2 separate regions of the Homo sapiens genome follow, and region 1 is linked to region 2. The links are chromatin loops, found by intact Hi-C in ENCODE. Cell type or tissue: ascending aorta. All regions are shown on one strand. Links, peaks and the distances in the headings refer to the core of each region. The heading gives the core; the rest is flanking DNA.

Evidence for each region. Peaks named below come from ENCODE experiments on the same cell type or tissue, not always from the same donor. Only the 100,000 strongest peaks of a DNase experiment are listed, where the experiment ranks them.
Region 1: a loop joins it to region 2, with 5 times the contacts of the local background. A loop is called at or near these places in 39 of 110 quality-filtered maps.

The regions. Positions count from the first base shown.
Region 1 is chr21:43,766,990-43,769,795 of GRCh38, forward strand. No RefSeq gene overlaps it. Among named protein-coding and RNA genes, the nearest start is that of CSTB, 7.9 kb to the right of the region's middle. RefSeq lists enhancers at 1-376, 991-1,604, 1,054-1,626, 1,605-2,218 and a cis regulatory region at 834-1,882. In ascending aorta, for the core only: no CTCF peak of the experiment used is centred there; a DNase peak (open chromatin) is centred at 1,372.
Region 2 is chr21:43,713,548-43,716,353 of GRCh38, forward strand. No RefSeq gene overlaps it. Among named protein-coding and RNA genes, the nearest start is that of PDXK, 4.2 kb to the right of the region's middle. In ascending aorta, for the core only: no CTCF peak of the experiment used is centred there; no DNase peak of the experiment used is centred there.

The DNA.
Region 1 (2,806 bases), core at 28-2,527, 53 kb after region 2:
CGGGTGGGATTCCCAAGACCTCACAGGTCACGATGAATGGCCTGGCTGGAACTGGCTTCCACGGACCCAGCATCATAGGCCTCCCTCAGAGCCGGGCCGGGTCCCTGAGCTCACTGGAAGGACGCGTCCGCCTGGCTGTGCTGATTGTTTACACAGACACCACCTGGCTGATTTTCTCTGAACAGTGTGAAAGTGACGCAGAAGGCTAGTGGCCCCAAGTTCACACCCATGGCCCTGAGAAAGCAGTTGTGTGTGTAGCCTCCTCACCACCCTCTCTGCGTCTGGACATGGGAACCTTGCGGGCACACACATGCAAACACATGCGTACATGCGGGCGCACACACACGCACACAGGGATGCACACACACGCGGATGCACACACAGACGCACACATACACACGCAGATGCACGCACACGCAAACGCACCCACATATACATGCGGACGCACACGCGGAAGCACAGGCACACATGCACGAACACACACACTACACGGATGCACAGGCACACACACTCGTGGACACACAGCATACACACACACAGATGTGTCCAGACATCTAGTTATTCACGCCCTTGTTACTCTCAGGAGCAGCACAGCGACCCCGAGGCTGGCCTGACTGTGTGGCCTCTGAGGGTCCAGTCTTCACTTTCCCTTGTTGGGGGGATGGGGCCCCCATGCACAGTCTGTGCCTCAGTGTTCTGAGTGAGGGCACCCTGTGCTCTGCCCCATGACCCTCCCTGCCTCGGTGCTACCCTTCCTGGAGGCGGGACACGGCGGCTGATCCCTCCCTGAGTGGGAGTTGCGAGTCCTTTGCCTTCTTCCCCCGTCTCCGGCTTGTAGCCACAAAATGTGCTGCCCTGGGCCCTGCCTCAGGTTTCCCTACGGAAACGGCACAGGCCACGCTGCCTCCCCTGCTGGCACCCTAGTCTCTGATGGAGACCGTGGCCTCTCCACCCAGAAAGTGGGCCAGGCCTCACCATCCCTGAGCTCTGTCTGCCTACGTCTCTGGCTGCCACTGACCCCACCAGCATCTTGGCCTCTCGACACACCCCCTCCGCCCTGACTCTGTGTCATACCCAGGCCTCACGACACACTCCTGGGCAAGGCTGCGTCGGCAGCGCCCTGGCCAGGGCTGTGGTCGGGCCATGGAGGGGGCCCCCTGGCTGAGACCACACCCTGTACCCCCAAAAGAGGTCATCCTGCCCGTGCCAGAAACCCCGTCAGGGACATGTGCACCCCTGGAGTGTGGGCGCAGAGGCCGGCCACATTTAGCCAGTTGTACATTCATTCAGGCTGCAATTCTTTCTTATCCCTGGGCTCAGGGCCGCACCCAGACACACGAGGCCGGGCAGGCATGACTCAGCAGCCCTTAGGATCTGCGTCCTGTGATTTTCTCAAGGAGCACAAAGGTGAGCGTAGCCATGGGGGAGAATAGGGAAGGAAGAAGGGCCAACAGTGGCCGAGTCAGCTCTGCTTAGTCTGAACTGCCCCTCCCATTGCTCCCAGGCCGGGCAGCAGCCTCTTGAGCAGCCCCGAGCCCCGCTCTTGTCCTTCCAGCCGGCTCTCAGGGGCTCACCCCCTCCCCACCCCCACAGTCAGCCTTGCGGTCAGCTTTCTCTAAAGGCAGCTCCGCACACGTAGCTCTCCCTGCCCCACGTTGTCCACAGCGCTCCCTGCCCCCAGATCCCAGTGTCCCCACCACAGCTCCGCACCGCTCCTTGATCTGGGCCTGCATTAGCATCCCCGGGTTATGTGGCTACCCGTGCTGCAAAGGAGCCTGGGAAGTGTGTCTTTTCCATCTGTGCGAAATTCTATAGTTTTTCTCGCCCTTAAGGGAGGTGGGGAGAAGGATCTGGGCAGGGAAGGCCCGGCCCATCCCTGGCCACCTATGACACTGTAAGCCTCTTAGAGAGCGGCCATGCCTGCCTCGCTCTGCAAGCAGACCTGCAGGGTGCCTGGCACGAGGACATTCAGATGTGGGAAGGAGGGAGGAGGGAGAGACGACCTGGAAAGGAATGAGTGTGAGCTCAGTCGATGGTCAGGGACTGTGCCCAACCAGGGCCTGGCTGTGCCGTGGGGAGCTCTCCGAGCTCTGAGCATCCAAATGTTGGAGTCCTGACCCTGCCTTTTGTGGGATAGAAAATGGGAATTAACACCGCTTCTGGGCAGCTCAATTAGGAAATCTTAGACGCTCTACCTGGTAGTGGAATGATTAGATTACTCAAGCCTACAATTTTATCTTTTGCACAATTTGCATCCAATTATGTTATTCTGTCTCTAATCTAGTGGGAATCTATTCTCATCTCCATCAGTTGGCCCTGCTTCATAACGCACGTTTCCTGACAGCAGTTAGAGGAGAGACTGAGTAAGGCTGTGGTGGCATCTCCCAGCTCCTTTGGGCTGGTAAGGATACTGTTGGCTTTGCCTGGCTCCCCCCACCCAGACCCTGTCTACACAGACAGAACCTCAGCTAACACAGAGCCTGGCTGCTCTGTTCTGCCAGATCGGGAACACATGGCCAGCAAAACCTGCAGGCACAGGGCGCGGCGGCTCACGTCTGTAAGCCTACCACATTTTGGGGCTGAGGTGGGTGGATCACTTGAGCTCAGGAGTTCAAGACCAGCCTAGGAAACATGGCGAAACCCCGTTGCTACAAAAAACACAAATAATTAGCAGAACAAGGTGGCATGCATCTGTAGTTCCAGCTGCTCAGGAGGCTGAGGCAGGAGGATCACCTGAGCTAGGGGAGGTCGAGACTGCAGTGAGCTATGGTGGCCCCACTGCACTCCAGCCTGGGCAACAGAGTGA
Region 2 (2,806 bases), core at 277-2,776:
TGCCACCACACACAGCTAATTTTTTGTATCTTTAGTAGAGATGGGGTTTCACCATGTTGGCCAGGCTGGTCTCAAACTCCTGACCTCGTGCTCTGCACATCTCAGCCTCCCAAAGTGCTGGGATTATAGGCATGAGCCACCGTGCCAGGCAAAAGCAAGCTTTTAAAAAAAGTATTGATAACATGACGTGTGGTCACCATAACCATGGTCATGTAAAACAAAAATAAAATTCTGAGGCCCCCCAACCATCTGAATGGACTTCCTCCTCAGCCAGGGAACTCTGAAAATTTAACCTGAGAGACTGGTTCAGGCCATGATGGGAAGTGGGGATGGGATGTGCCTTATTCTACCTCTCCAGCATTAACATCAATGCAGACTTCAAGTCTGATAAGAAACATTTGACAACCCATTCTCTCTAAAGCCTGCTACCTGAAGGCTTCCTTTGAAAGTAAGAGCTTCAGTCTCTACAATCGTTGATCTTAACAGACGTTCCTTTCTATTGATCCCAGGTCTTTTTTTCTTTTTTTTTTTTGAGGCGGAGTCTCGCTCTGTCACCCAGGCTGGAGTGCAGTGGCGTGATCTCGGCTCACTGCAAGCTCCGCCTCCCGGGTTCGCCATTCTCCTGCCTCAGCCTCCCAAGTAGCTGAGACTACAGGCTCCCGCCACCACGCCCAGCTAATTTTTTGTATTTTTAGTAGAGATGGGGTTTCACCGTGTTAGCCAGGATGGTCTCGATCTCCCGACCTCTTGATTCGCCCACCTCAGCCTCCCAAAGTGCTGGGATTACAGGTGTGAGCCACCGCGCCCGGCCAGTCCCAGGTCTTTAAATAAACTCAACCAATTGTCAACCAGAAATTTTTTTTTTTTTTTTTTTTTTTGAGAGGGAGTCTCACTCTGTCGCCCAGGCTGGAATGCAGTGGCGTGATCTCGGCTCACTGCAAGCTCCGCCTCCTGGTTCACGCCATTCTCCTGCCTCAGCCTCCGAGTAGCTGGGACTACAGGCGCCAGGCTAATTTTTTTGTATTTTTAGTAGAGATGGGGTTTCACATGTTAGCCAGGATGGTCTCGATCTCCTGACCTTGTGATCCGCCCATCTCGGCCTCCCAAAGTGCTGGGATTACGGGCATGAGCCACCGTGTCTACTCTGTCAACCAGAAAATTTTTAAATCTACTTATAAGCTGGAAATCCCCCCAACCCCCTTCAAGTTGTCTCACATTTCTGGACAAAACCAATGTATTTTTTTTTTGAGACAGAGTCTCGCTCTGTCACCCAGGCTGGAGTGCAGTTGCGCGATCTTGGCTCACTGCAATCTCCTCCTCCTAGGTTCAAGTGATTCTCCTACCTCAGCCTCCTGAGTAGCTGGGACTACAGGTGCCCGCCATCATGCCTGGCTAATTTTTATATTTTTAGTAGAGACAGGGTTTCACCATATTGGCCAGGCTGGTTTTGAACTCCTGACCTTGTGATCCTCCTGCCTTGGCCTCCCAAAGTGCTGGGATTACAGGCATGAGCCACCATTCCTGGCAAAACCAATTTTTTTTTTTTGAGATGGAGTCTTGCTCTGTCGCCCAGGCTGGAGTCCAGTGGTGTGATCTCGACTCACTGCAACGTCTGCCTCCTGGGTTCAAGTGATTCTCCTGCCTTAGCCTCCTGAGTTGTCGGGATTACAAGCACACACCACCATGCCCAGCTAATTTTTGTATTTTTAGTAGAGACAGGGTTTTGCCACGTTGGCCAGGCTGGTCTTGAACTCCCAACCTCAGGTGATTCGCCCACCTTGGCCTCCCAAAGTGCTGGGATTACAAGTGTAAGCCACCATGCCCAGCCCAAAACCAATGTATTTCTTAAATGTATTTGATTGAAGTTTCACGTTTCCCTAAAATGTCTAAAACCAACCTGCACCCTGACCACCTTGGGCACATGTTCTCAGGACCTCCTGAGGCCTGTGTTGATACGGACAGGAGACAGGGAAATACTGGGTAGAAGAGGGCAGTTCCCTGGGAAAGCCCCCGCCCTCAAGCCTGGAAACCCACGGCCCTAAATGGGAACAGGCATTCCTGTTTTTGCACCCAAAAGTTGCCTTTTGGTCTGCCATGTCCCCCGTCCTGTACCCATATAAACCCCAAATCCCTGTCTCCATGAGGAGACAAACAGAAGAGCAGAAGGATGGCAGAATGGTGGGGCAGAGAGAAGGAGTGTCTGAACACCAAGAGGAGTTCAGCTGGGGGACGGTCAGAGGGGAGATCAGCTGCTGGACGGCCAAACTCCAAGGGAAGATCATCTTCCCACTCCATCCCCTCTCAGCTCCCCATCCATCCCACTGAGAGCCACCTCCACCACTCCATAAAACCCCCGCATTCATCCTTCAAGTCTGTGTGCGACTTGGTTCTTCCTGGATGCTGGATGAGGACCTGGGTACCAAGAGGGCACTGGCTGGTTAAGATTTAAGCCATCTGCAGATGGCAAGGCTAAAGAGTGCACTGTAACACATGCCCGCTTGGGCTTCGGGAGTCGCAGACACCCACCCCTGGATGCTGCTGTGGGGCTGGAGCCCAGGGGCACTCATCCCCGCTCCTGCACCTGCCCGTCTCTGTGCTCCCCCTCCTGTAAGGGGTTTGAACATGCATGGCGGCTCAACAGACAAGTCACACCCTTGTTGCACATCCTGCAAGAGGGGTCAGGGAACTCTCCCATTTCAGTGTCATGGGCCATGGTCACTGATAATTGGCTTAGAATAAATTTCTTTCAATATTTTACAGATTTTGACTCTTTTTGTTGACATTTTCCAAGGTTCACCGTCCTTTG